Regions from separate parts of the Homo sapiens genome. Here region 2 is linked to region 1. Evidence: chromatin contacts called from ENCODE Hi-C or POLR2A ChIA-PET data. All regions are on one chromosome and are shown on one strand. Each heading gives the region's core, a stretch centred on a gene start or an enhancer-like site at or near the end of the contact. The rest is flanking DNA. Distances are from core to core; before and after follow the strand shown. Region 1 overlaps ALPK3 (alpha kinase 3). Region 2 overlaps SLC28A1 (solute carrier family 28 member 1).

Evidence for each region. A loop is a pair of places that touch in the nucleus more often than their neighbours do. ChIA-PET counts read pairs that join two places held with the same protein, here RNA polymerase II (POLR2A). Pooled maps may share reads with other maps.
Region 2: a map of heart right ventricle shows a loop between it and region 1 (2.2-fold over the local background). The contact joins two enhancer-like sites. A Hi-C loop is called at or near these places in 53 of 168 maps with a recorded cell type or tissue (CD4-positive, alpha-beta T cell, CD4-positive, alpha-beta memory T cell, Caco-2 and 26 more), 8 of 37 single-sample maps with no recorded cell type and 35 of 50 pooled maps. POLR2A ChIA-PET finds 5 or more read pairs at or near these places in 7 of 52 experiments (A549, CD4-positive, alpha-beta T cell, Caco-2 and 4 more).

What each region holds. Positions count from the first base shown.
Region 1 is chr15:84,861,563-84,868,238 of GRCh38, forward strand. It overlaps ALPK3 (alpha kinase 3), which reads left to right. Exons shown (of 14, transcript NM_020778.5): 10 at 1,073-1,353; 11 at 1,990-2,078; 12 at 2,880-3,103; 13 at 5,755-5,803; 14 at 6,549-6,676. Among named protein-coding and RNA genes, the nearest start is that of SLC28A1, 20 kb to the right of the region's middle. RefSeq lists enhancers at 556-1,057, 1,626-2,127, 2,128-2,627. Within about 2 kb of position 2,674, at least 4 of the 41 ENCODE cell types and tissues checked have a DNase peak (open chromatin) inside an H3K27ac peak, as active enhancers do; they include ascending aorta, gastrocnemius medialis, heart right ventricle and 1 more, where a contact is called at or near this core.
Region 2 is chr15:84,909,195-84,915,870 of GRCh38, forward strand. All of the region lies in intron 9 of SLC28A1 (solute carrier family 28 member 1), which reads left to right. Among named protein-coding and RNA genes, the nearest start is that of SLC28A1, 28 kb to the left of the region's middle. RefSeq lists an enhancer at 6,124-6,323. Within about 2 kb of position 3,062, at least 31 of the 41 ENCODE cell types and tissues checked have a DNase peak (open chromatin) inside an H3K27ac peak, as active enhancers do; they include ascending aorta, gastrocnemius medialis, heart right ventricle and 1 more, where a contact is called at or near this core.

The DNA of each region.
Region 1 (6,676 bases), core at 1,424-3,923:
GGGTTTTGGCAGTCACTGATTATTGCCTAAATCTATTATTTCATTAGCAGTTGCAACATGGAGATAGTTTAATTTGGTCTTTTCTTCTTCATTCATTAGCTGATTTTTTTCTGTAAAAAAGGGATGATTATTTGGTTATCCCAATACGTTAAGTTCCAACAGGAAATGAAGGATAAATACTTGCTCTTTTCCCTTTAGTTACTAGAATTTAGAATAACGAGTTGGTGCCCTACCCTACCGTTTTCCATAGGTGACCAGTGAGGTTTATTTTTTGAGGGAGGAGATTGGATTCTTTTTTTTGTTGTTGCAACTATGAATACATGGATTTTTAACATATTTGATATGTTCAATATGTTGCAGTAATTATTTTTGTTGCCAAGATTGTTTCCTTTTTGGCCCAAGGGAGCCCCTTCAGGTTGGCCCCTGTGTCCTTCTGCCAAGTCTCTAATAGCTTTTGCTAGCTCTCTTGCTTTCTGGATTCACACGATATTTCAGGTCCTTGCTGTACACTTTCTGCCTAGACCTGGAATCAACCATTTCTTTAGAAAGCTCTGGTTTCCCTTTAATGGGAAATTATATTTAGCGGTCACAATTTGAGCATTAGGGGTGCTCATTGCTGCTGGATTGGTCCTGCAAACTTTTTGTTTCAGTCAAACGTGTTGGTTGAAATGGAGTCATGTATTCATCTGATCAAAACAACGAATTCCAAAACAAAGTAATTCTGGTATTCTGTATTGATTATTGTTGCCACAGAAAACCCCTGCCTTCCACAAACACATCCTGAGCACTGTGTTTGGACAGTGCTTAGGACGCATTTGTGGAAGGCAGGGGTTATGTGATGGATACCACATGGGTACCGCTAGATGGCAGGGGTTGAATCAAATAGAGTTTCTGCCCCAAGGAGCTCATAGTCTGGTGGGGACTTAATGTGCCCAAAGAGCAGGCGTGGACGGAAAGTGAGCCCAGCAGGTTGGCAGGGTGGGAGGCTCTTCTGGCCTTTTCCTTCCCTGTGAGCCCCACATTGGTGAGACAGGAGCTCCTGGTCTCCCACATTTCTCCTGTTCCCCTTCAGTTGGAGAAGAGATTGAGATGACCCCTATGGTGTTTGCTAAGGGTCTGGCTGACTCTGGCTGCTGGGGGGACAAGCTCTTTGGGCGACTGGTAAGCGAGGAGCTCCGAGGGGGTGGATATGGGTGTGGCCTTCGGAAGGCCTCCCAGGCCAAGGTCATCTACGGGCTGGAACCCATCTTCGAGTCGGGCCGCACGTGCATCATCAAGGTGTCCAGCCTGCTTGTGTTTGGGCCCAGCAGTGAGACTTCTCTTGTGGGCAGAAACTACGACGTCACCATCCAGGTACTATGTCCCATCTTCACACCCCATTCTTTTATTCTCTCACCCCCTCCCCTTTCCCAGCCCAGGTCCTGTTAGGATGCCCAGTATCGAGGCAGAAGGCATCTCAGTCTCAACCTTATGAGGCTCCTAGGAGGACCTTGTGGAAAGCCTGAGATGCAGCCCAGAATTCAGATGCTTGGCCTCAGAGAGCTTGAGAGCTTCAAAACGACTTGGGCCATAGTTTTCAAACTCTATGTTTGCAGCAGAAACCTTCCCCCTGCCCCATACATAATCTCTCATGGAAGCCTTGTTTATATGTGAGATAAAAGGGGGGTGCTGTGGGTGGGGTGGGCAGTCTTCCTGGCTCTACACAGAGTGGTCTCTGGGACACTGTCACATACCATAAGGACTCCCAAAAATAGTTCAGAAATCACTTCGAAAACCTCAGTTTGAAAAGAAGTCCAAAGCCGCTTGTTATACAAAAGAGGAAAATGAGATGCAGAGTGGGGAGCAGGGAGGAGTAAGCCCTTCCTCCCCCAGGGCTGGAATCCTCCTCTCAGTCCCCTAACAGAATAGGTAGCCCACTCACTTAGGGGTAGACACAGTGGAGGACTGAGGAATTTCTTTGCTCACCACATTTGGTTCCCTCATCCACAGGGGTGCAAGATCCAGAACATGAGTCGGGAGTACTGCAAAATCTTCGCAGCAGAAGCCCGGGCCGCGCCTGGCTTTGGGGAGGTGCCTGAGTAAGTACGCAGCGAGGAGGACGTGCAGTGTGCAGCACTGTTGCCTTGGGCTTCTGCAAAGACAGTGATTTCACAGCCTCCCAGGGGCATCCTGCGTTATGCCCATGTGCAAATAGGCTCACAGCCCCATGCTCAGCTCAGTGGCCTCACAAAATGTAGAAATAGAGACCTCATTTACTCTCCACTTGAGAAAAGCCTCTGCTCTGGACTTGAGTCCCGCCCACCCCGGTTCCTCATTCTTTAGTGCAGATGTTGCTGATTGCAGAGTTTGGACACAGCAATTTCTGGGACTCCATGAAGGTGATGGGGTGGGTTAAGCTAGGCAGACTGATCAGGACACTTCCGTGGTATGCAGGCAGGGTCAGTGTGGATTTTTGTAGGAGTCAGCTATAAATGGCAATTGTTTGCATTTTGAGACTTGAACTCTGACCTTTGCATACCTGGGGTCCCACTGGCAGAGAGCCACAATCTGGTTGAATCCTCTCTAAAGGTGCTCCTTCTGTTTGACACATACATGCCTCAATCCCTCACCCAAGCCACACAGTCTGCCTATGCCCATAGCAGGGTTTGGTTCTAATCCCACTGACCAAGAGAATGGACAGGACTCTGAAGCCAAAAATATCCATTTCCTTTCCCAAACTCAGGGTGGAGCTGCTTTCCTTTGCTGTCCTTTGGGCTCGGAGCTGAGAATTACATTCTTGGAAGGGCCCTTCTTTTAGGTCCAAGAATACAGAATTGGGTGGGAGGGAGGAGCTCTCTGGGCCATACTTCCTGCTTACTGCAGGGTGAAACTATGTTTAGGATCATCCCACTGTATCTGATCTACCGGCCTGCAAACAATATCCCATATGCTACCCTGGAGGAAGACCTGGGCAAGCCCCTGGAGTCTTACTGTTCTCGGGAATGGGGCTGTGCTGAGGCTCCGACAGCATCTGGCAGCTCTGAGGCCATGCAGAAATGCCAGACCTTCCAACACTGGCTGTATCAGTGGACAAATGGCAGCTTCCTTGTCACAGACTTGGCAGGTACGAGGGTGTGAGGGTGCACGGGTACGCATGTGCATGGATGTGAAAGCATGCAGAGGAGGCAAAGCCATAGTGCTTGGCTGATCGTTTACAAAGCACCTTTGTCTTTATTCTTTTTTGCTTTTCACAATAATCTTGTAAAGTAGATTGGACACGGAACATTTTGCTCGCAACCCTAATACATACCTCATGTAGCCCAGTCTATCACTGCAGCTGCATTTAAAGGAGCACAGTCCAGGCTCAATTAAAAGTAAAAAGGAATTTATTTCAAAGACCATTACATGGGGTCTAATTCAAAACCCACAACCACCCTTTTCAAAAACCTCCCTTCTTCCCTTCCCTGCAGCTTTGCTCTAGACTTTCTCACTCTCCAAGCTTCCCAAACTCTCCCTTCCATTTTAGCCCAGTAGCTTTACTGTCTCTCCTCCTCCTCCATCTTTGTTAGCTTTTCGTTATGTAAAGCAACTTAGTCTAGCTTCTTTTTAGTTTTATTCCTACGCCCCCCATTACCCAGAACTCCCCAACAAAGGAAGGCCAGCAGGCATGAACCCTCCTTCCTTCTTCAACCAGCTCTCTGCAGGCCTACTGTCATTAAGCAGAACTGGACAGAGGAGAGGAACAGAGAAAATGCTCAGGGGAAGGAGAGGTTGCTGGGAATATCACACATCATTAAATCTTGTCTCTGTGGTAAATAAGTGAGAAAACTAGAGACCAGAGATATAAAACGGACTCAAATGTGTGTTTCACTGGGGTTAAATTGTACGATAATTATTATATATATAGCTCCATATACTGGGGGGAGGGCGGGCTAGGTAACATTAAGCCATTATCAGTCAACCTATTTGTTAACTTATAAACTCATGCTTCCATCCTTTTTCCATCCAACCATTACTAAATATTGAAAAAATAAAAAGTTGAATTAGGAATGTCATCGTCCTCAAGAAGCTGTGATGAGTAGACCAGTTTCTACTGTGAGACGATAACGTGGCATAGTAGAAAGGCTTTAAAGTCGGCTGGGCGCGGAGGCTCACGCCTGTAATCCCAGCACTTTGGGAGGCCGAGGCAGGTGGACCACTTGAGGCCAGGAGTTCGAAACCAGCCTGGCCAACACAGCAAAACCCCATCTCTGCTAAAAATACAAAAATTCTGTCTGTAATTCCAGCTATTTGGGAGGGCAGGGCTTGAGAATTGCTTGAACCCGGGAGGCAGAGGTTGCAGTGAGCCAAGATTGCACTACTGCACTCCAGCCTGGGCAACAGAGTGAGACTCCATCTCAAAAAAATAATAAAGAAAAAAATAAATTTGATTTAAGTCAAAGCCCCATTCTCTTCTAGCTGAGTCTGTTTTACAAAGAAGAAAACTGAAGCTCACCCTGGTTAGGTCATTCAATCTCTCTGAGCTTCAGTTTCCTTTCCCTTTCTAGGAATAATGTCTTTCCTACCTAGCACTCAGATTTTTCATGAGGATTAAGTGAGACCATATTTGTGAAAACCTGCTGCAAACTAAAATTCTGTGCAAATGAGAGAGATCATCATTTTTACACAAAATGGAATGCTATGAATGCCAAAAGAGAAATGACAAATAAATCAATATTTATCACATTAGTCCTATGTTTCAGACACTAAGTTAGAGTCCTACACATATTATGATTTTCTCAATACTCTGTAAGATGGTCATTACTATCCTCACCTTTACACTTGAAGATTAGAGATATGAAGTGACTTGTCGAGTACCCACAGCTCAGAAGTGGTAGAGCTGAAATGTAAATCCAGGTCTGTCTGACTCCAGAGGCCACATTTGTTATTGTCTATCATATGATGGTACTCAGCCCTGTTAGTGAAAGGCAGGTTCCTAGCAAAATGCTCTGGACAGATTGAAAATGGGGGAAAGAGCATCCTAAACCTAATGTGTGAATACTAAGATACCTGGGTGGCCTGAGCACAGTGAAAACGTTTTTTCTCTATCATCATTTTGCCTGGCTCTGCCCTTCCAAGGCTTAACCTGGAAGACCATCTTGGCTTCTTGCTTGCTTGCTGCCTTTGTAAGTAGTGCAGAAGCCAGTCTTCTGTAGTGTTGCATTTCTGCTGGTCTACCCCTGATTTATCCTCTCATTCCCATCCCTCTCTTTTGTCTGGACAGACTACTGATCTGTTCAGAGGATGAAGGTTTTAGCTCAAAGCTAGAGGCTGGTCCAGGTTGTGACCTGGTCTGATCCAGTAGAGGCAGGATTGCATAGCTGGAAGAGTTTTGGCTCTAGGAATCCAAAAAAACGGAACCCTTATTTTAAGTCAAATGGCCATTGCACATGGCCAGAGCTCAATTATTGAATGAGTGAGTATGACTTTGCTCAAGCCATTTAACTCTGAGCCTATCCTCCTCACTTGTAAAAATATGAATATTATTCCTAGTAATAATCCAGAGACCTGCATGCTGTGAGACAGGCTGGTGGTGATGACCCATGAGAAGATGCTTGAAGACACACCTGCACTGACACCCAGGAAGTTGATGCCAGCCTGGGCTGGTTCTAAGCCCCCATGTCTCCAGCAGGAAGAGACATGGTTCTAAGCCACCCAGTATATCTTCCTGCTGGAGATGTGGGGGCTTAGAGCCAGCCCAGACTGGCATCAACTCCCAACTTTCTCTCTTTTCAGGGGTTGACTGGAAGATGACTGATGTGCAGATTGCTACCAAACTCCGAGGGTGAGTGGTTCTTGGGGACAGAATGCCCTCTGGGCGTCTTCTCAGGGTGTAAAATGTCCTAAGCCCTTCTGGTTCTCCATCCCTGAGGTGCTGGGCCTGGGGCCAAGTGGTCCCAGACACACCCATGGCCATGTGGTAACATCCTAGGGGCTACTGGTCCCCACCCCTTATCTCTGGCCTGGTGTGGCAGCTATTACTGATGCCACACATGGGGTCCCCTGCAATCCAGAGCTCTCACATACTCCTCCCCTCTCGCTTGAGGATGGTTGCCAAGGTGCCGATGAGTAAGGGTCCTGTGATGAGAGTGCGGACCTCGAGTCTGCTCCAATTTATGTTCAGAAGCTAAGCCATTCTTATGCCATTTAAAGTCCTGCGTGATGGATTCCATGTGTCAGGGTGTAATGAGACCACAGTTTTAAAACTGAGGCCTTGGGCCAGGCATGGTGGCTCACGCCTCTAACCCTAGCACTTTGGGAGGCTGGGGAGGGAGGATTTCTTGAGCCCAGGAGTTTGAGACCAGCCTGGGCCAAGTAGAGAGACTCTGTCTCTATTTTTTTAAAAAGAAAAACTGAGGTTTTGGCTGCTGCCACCTGAGGTAGCACCAAGGGAGAGTCCCCATCACCCTCAGATAAGGTAGGATGTACCCTGAGCACGACATCCTGATGATGGCCACCCCAGAGTCCGCCCCCCAAGGAACTGTGTCTCTGGTTGGGACCCCCACTCAGCTCTTCCTGTCTGGCTGCAGATACCAGGGCCTCAAGGAAAGCTGCTTCCCTGCCCTGCTGGACCGGTTCGCCTCCTCCCACCAGTGCAATGCCTACTGTGAGCTGCTGGGGCTGACACCTCTCAAGGGCCCGGAGGCGGCCCACCCCC
Region 2 (6,676 bases), core at 1,812-4,311, 48 kb after region 1:
TAGGCTCAAATGATCCTCTCAGGCGCTCCTCCTTCAGGGCCCCTCACAGGCCACCTCTGCCAGGAAGCCAGCCCTTACTAGTCCCGCTGCAATAGCTCCCTCCTTTGTGACCTCCTCAACCTACGATCCCACTTTCCCTCCCTCCCAGCCTCCATCCATCCTTCCTTTCTTTCTTCCAACAAAAATCTATTGTACATTTACTGCACTGCAAAATATTATAGGGGAAATGGAGATAAAGGCACTGTTCTGTTTCAAAGACCTTATTGTCTAATGGTGGAGCCCCAACCCTAATTTAAAAACAGGTCAGCCTGTGCGGAGGATGAGGATGCTACTGGTGGGACTGCTTCACTGTTCTGGGTGGAGCTGTGGTTGTATTCTTTTTTCCCTAGTTCATTGTTTAAGCACCGAAATGGCTTGTTTAGTAAGAACTCTAGTGTAGCCCTCCTCTGCCTGTCTTACACTCCAACTGTCTAAGACCAGCTTGCTCTAGGCTTAAGCTCCCTTGCCAGGCAGAAGAGAGAGACCTGGGCCCCACTCACCCAGTAGTTGGCCCCAGTTTTCTGCCACTGATGCGTGGCACTGAGAGGGAAATCAGGGCTGCCCACTCTGGTACATCCGGGACCGCCATCACCATGGAGCTGCTATGCAAGACCCCATGTGCAGGTTCCAGAGGTTTCTTCTGTTTTTCATTATGCTGGCCACTGTTCCCAGAGTCTCCCCACCCTGCTGGGGGTCTTGGACCCAGGAGACTTTTGGCCCAAGCCATGGACTTAGCTATGGACTTCTGGGCTGGCGTTGAGCCAGATCATGAGTTCAGACCCTCCTGCCTACCCCTGACCCTGACCCTGACCTCTGGTGAGCTCCCCTTGGAGCCTTAGCATCTCTTGTGCCAGCAGACTCCTAGGGAATGTCCAGTCTAACATCGTCAGCCCTAGGAGGAAAGGGAGGGGCCCAGGTTCCTATCTTCTCTGAAGTCTTCTTGCCCCCTGGGCAAATTTGCCCATCATGTTTTCTGAGACCAGTTCTGCATAGGGAGAATATTGGGAGGGGGAGCCTATGTCAGCCCCGCAAAGGCCCCTAATACCATATTCCTTTAGGGTAACGAGCAGCTGCTCCCTTACCTTTGCATAACCAATGCGGGGGTACCCGAAGTTTCAGAAAAGACAAGTAAGGTCTGCTTCAGGGTGACCTCTGGCGTCCACCCAGGCAGGGAGGCTCCCGCAGCTTCTTACACTTTAAAACACACACACTCAGCTGGGCGCGGTGGCTCATGCCTGTAATCCTAGCACTTTGGGAGGCTGAGGCAGGCGGATCACTTGAGGTTGGGAGTTTGAGACCAGCCTGACCAACATGGAGAAACCCCATCTCTACTAAAAATACAAAATTAGCCAAGTGTGGTGGTGCATGCCTGTAATCCCAGCTACTTGGGAGGCTGAGGCAGGAGAATCGCTTGAACCCAGGAGGCAGAGGTTGCAGTGAGCTGAGATCATGCCATTGCACTCCAGCCTGGGCAACAAGAGCGAAACTGCATCTCAACAAAACAAAACAAAACAAAACAAAAACACACACACCCGACACTCTGCAGTTCAACCTCCCCAGGCAGCTGCGTTCAAGTGCAGTAACGGAGGGGCCTGAGGAGTGCGTATAAGGAGAGATTCTTCTAATAAGAGACCGTGAGGGAGACTCCTTGAGGAGGCAGCATTTGACATGGAGTTTAGGACAGAAGAGATTTGGACAGACTGAGCTAGGCAGGAAGAGGAAATGGCATGGGCAAAGCATGGAGGTGAGAATGTGCTGGCGTGTCCACAGTGCAGGGCAGAGTTCAGTGGATAGGCAGGTAAGCTGTTTCCCAAAGGGAAATTAAAGCCTCGTTAGCCAAAAAGCAGGGGAAGAGGTGCCCGGCGGGCCACGCAGCTGCTGTCCGCCAGAGCGCCTTCCCCCGCCCACCACTGGCCCGCGTCTCTCCTGCGTCATTGCTGGGCTTGCCTCTGTGTCTGCCCCCTGGCCACATTAGCTATGTCTCCTCCCAGCCTGCCTCCCTCTCTGGAAGGATGTGTACACACCTGCTGCTTGCATCTCTCCCTGAATCACCCTTTAGAATCATGGATTCCTTGACCATTGGTACCAGGAGGGAGCTCAGTGGTGTTGCGGCCTCCCTTTTGTATTACTGATGGTCCAGCCAAGCTCCAGACAGGAGCAGTGTGTTGGCCGCAATGGCACAGTGAGTTGGCGCAGAGCCAGAGCTAGAACCCCTCCACTGGACTTCTGGTTAAGGGATGTATTCTTCCTCATACTATCAGCAGAAATCAACGGCCTCATGTCTCTCCTCCAAATACAAAAAGCACTCTGAATAACAAAAATGATCATTTAAAAATGTATCCATTAGGCTGGGCGTGGTGGCTCACGCCTGTAATCCCAGTACTTTGGGAGGCTGAAGTGGTTCGATCGCTTGAGTTCAGGAGTTCGAGACCAGCCTGGCCAATATGAAACCCCATCTCTACTAAAAATACAAAAATTAGCCAGGCATGGTGGCGGGCGCTTGTAATTCCAGCTACCCAGGAGGCTGAGGCAGGAGAATGACTTGAACCTGGGAGACGGAGGTTGCAGTGAGCGGAGACTGCACCACTGCACTCCAGGCCAGGCAACAGAGTGAGACTCCATCTCAAAAAAAAAAAAAAAAAAAGAAGAAGAAGAAGAAAATAAAAATGTATCAGTGGTGGCAAAAAACTTTGAAGTTGAATGTTCGGTTAAGACAAAAATGATAGTGAGGTGGGTTTATCATTAACCAGCCTCAGCATTTCCCAGCGAAACACCAGCAGTTTCCTGGCCCCTGGTAGGCCCTGTCCTCTGGACAAATTCCTGGACCGTGTATTGGCTGATGCACCATCCATAGCAATGCCAGGAAAGAGGAAGGAGGACTAGGATAAATGCTCTGTGGCCACAGAATTCTCTTTCTCACTAATCACAACATTTTATTCAGCCTCCCCCTCTCCCCTATATCACACACATATTATTGGGATTTGCCCTCAAGGTAGGGGTGGTTTTGTTGAATGCTGAGCTGAACAGAAGACTCAGGAAGTTCTCTCTATTCTTTCTATGAATCATACAGACCTAGTCCAAGGCCTTTGGCCAGTTTCAGTCTGGGGAAGTCTTCTCTGAGCTCACTCAGATTTTCAGAATCCAAGCTGCTTCCTGCTGGGCCATGGTCCAGCTGCTCTCTTCTGGGGGGAAGTAAAGTCTCTCCCTAGGGCTTCTTCAGCCCTCAGCTTGCCCTGGACCTGGAGTCCAGCACAGTGGACGTGGCAGTCACCCCTTGGCTGTATCAGCTGGATTAGTCATTCCACCTTGGCTCTGTCTCCCTTCTAGTAACTTTCCACCCGCATGATCATACTCCCCTGGGTCTGGCTGACCCGGGAGCAGACTCTCATTCTTTCACTATTGTTCTAGCCTCTGGAACAAGCACCCACTGCTAAGCTTAGCAGTGCTGCTCAGATTTTCTCTGGAGGAACCCCTAGGGTCAAGGAAAATGTCTTCATCTCCTGAGAGTTTCGGGATGTCTGATATAGACTCTGCAGTCCCCAGTGGTCAACAGTGCCAAATTTTGCGCGCGCGCACACACACACACACACACACACACACACACACACACACACAGATCAAATAAGGACCAAAAGGTATCATTGGATTTGGTAGTTAAGGGGTAACTGGTAACCTTAGTGAGCATGGTTTTCGGTGAAGGGAATGGGAAGTAAATGAAGCCTGGGGTGGGATGGCTGAAAGAAGGGAGATGGGACAGCCGAGGCAGGAGGCATCTTGTTGAAAACCCAGGATCCAGGCAGAAATGGGAATGAGGGGCAAAATGCTGAGGCCATTCTGGGCAAAGGGATGGCACAAACAGGAAATCAGGAGGCGTAGCTAGGTTACAGCCAGAAATGCAGCTACTCTGGACTTGGAGATGAGTCCCTTCCACTTTCTGGCGGTGGTACTGGTACAGTGTGCACCACAGCTGCTGCCCCGAGCATCTTCCAGCTTTGGGTTTTAGTGGCTCACTGTGGCCTGGGGCTGGTGACAGGGCACTGTCGACAGTGCTCAAGCCTTGGGGTCTGGAGACATGAGGGTTTGCCCAGACAGCCTTAGAAAGTCAGCAGGAGCCCTGGCTCAGCTTCCTCCAGGGAGAGGAGGGGGCAGGCCATGTCCTTAGTGGGGTTTATCTGGCCTTCAAAGCCTGTTTCTTGGCCCAGGTGATGAAGTTTGCTCAGAGCGTCTAATCTAGTCTCCAGGGCTGTGGTTGTCAGAGTGTGGTGTCCAGGTCAGCTGCACCAGCAGCATCTGGAAAGGCCAAACATCAGGCCCCACTGTAGACCTATTAAATCCAAAATATTTTTAGCAAATTCTCAAAGGATGCTGCTGGTCCACGTGCTGAGAACCACTGGCCTAGAAGAGCTAGAATTTCCTTCTTCCTTGAGTTATGGTACTAGCAGGACCAGCCTCCAAAGCCATTTCTACAAGGCAGTGGTCAGGACTTACTTGGCTCTTCCTTGAAGGGGACTGCCTTAGTCCATCCAGGAGGCCATAAACTGGGTGGTTACAAGCAACAGAAATTTATTTCTCACACTTCTAGAGGCTGGAAGTCTGAGATCAGTGTCCCTGCAAGGTTGAATTCTGTTGAGGCCCACTTTGCTCTCTGCCTACTTGGTCGTCTGTGTCCTCACATGGTAAAAGAGGTGAGGGAGCTCTCTGGAGCCTCTTTTATTTTTTATTTTTATTTTTTTGAGACAGGATCTCACTCTGTTGCCCAGGCTGGAGTGCAGTAGTGTGATCACTGCTCACTGCAGCCTCCATCTCCTTGGCTCAAGTGATCCTCCTGCCTCAGCCTCCAGAATAGCTGGGACTGCAGGCACATGCCACCATGCCCAGCTAATTTTTTTGAATTTTGGTAGATACAGGGTCTCACTATATTGCCGAGGCTGGTCTTGAACTCCTGAACTCAAGGGATCCTCTGGCCTCAGCCTCCCAAAATGCTGGGATTACAGGCGTGAGCCACTGTGCCTCTTTTACAACGGCACTAATCCCATTCATGAGGGCTCCACCCTCATAACCTAATCACCCCCAAAGGCTCCACCTCCTAATACCATCACCTAGGGAATTTGGTTTCAATATATGAATTTAGGGGGACACAGACATTCAGTTTCCAGCAGGGATGCATGCTGCCCCTGAAGGCAGAGAAACAAGCCTCCAGGACTGTTCCCAGGGCAAACCTCCCAAGGGGCATGGCAGGACCTTGGCAATCTGCATGGTGGCTGGGAAATGCATCTGCCTCTTTGCAGGTGTGTGACCTCGGGTGGGTAGCCAAGATCTCACAGCCTCCGTGTGCCCATTTGTGAAGTGGCGACAGTTACATCCACCACAGATGCTATGAGGATTCATGAGTCCCCACATATTAGGGACCTGGCCCAGGACAAGCCCTCGTGGTTGGCACACAGTGGAATTTAATGGCACTTGCCTCCCCTTTCCACAGCAGCACTGCCTCGAGCTGCTGCCCTGTTCTGCCACCTCACATCCTGCAGGCCCCAGAGGTGTTTCCTGGGCTGTAAGATGATATTGGCCACAGGGACCTTATTTAATATTCTATCCTACCTTAGAAAATTGGGGCCACCTCTTTTCTCTTTCATTCCCCTCCCCTCCCTAGACAGGCCCCACTTAATCCAAAACATAGCTTCTCTTCTACCATTCTCCGTCTCACAGATAGAAAATCTTTTGATTGCTGGCAGGAGAAAGTCCCAATGCTGCAGTGGGGTCCTGATGCCCCGGGCACTCTCCTTCCTGGCGTGGGCCCATCCCTGCAGGCCTGCTAGCTGCCCTGCAGTCCCTCTCAGGATCCACTGGACAAGCAGTCTAGACAGTACGTGACTCTCTCTGCATCTCAGTCCCAGGAGTGTGGGATGATGTCATCCTACCCGTGCTGGAGGTGTTTCTAGCCCCAGGCGGGAGGAGGAGTCACGGGGCACAGTTCTGGTGTTCTCTGTCGGGTGACTTCCCCACCACAGGGAAGTTGGTGACAGATGACAGCAGAGCAAGTCCAGATACAACCTGCAGCATTGGTCTGGGAAGGGACAGGAGAAAGAAAAGGCCTCAGCAGGGCTTGCCTCCCAGCTGCCCGGGCAGAATCTCCATTCTCTTCAGGGTCCATTCTGTAATCCCAGTTCACTTTGAACTAGAGCCTAAATTTGGTTGCTCAAGACTCTCCCTCCTTAAAAAATAAAAGCAGCCCTTGCCGGGCCCTCACCAGTCTCCGGCAGTGAGCACAGTGCTGCTTCTTGCAAGGGCTGTCCATTCTTGTGGTCTCCCCTTCTTCATGTCTCACTTCCACCTTGGCTCACTGACATCAGCCTCAGTCCCCACGCTTCCTCTGACACTGCTCTCACCTAGATCATGGGTGCCTCCAAGTTGCTAAGTCCCAGGGGTCTGGCTCAGTCCTTACCGTTCCAGAGTTCTCTGATGCCCCTGACACAGTGCTAGTGACTATCCCTTCTTGAAAAGCTGCCCCTCGGTTTCCATCCTGCCTCTCTTCTGGCCGTCCTCCAGCCCTTGGCTATTTCTTTGTCTCCTTCACAGGCTCCTCCTTCCCCTCTCACCCTTTAATGACACACTGACCACAGGGCCCTGTCCTTAGCTC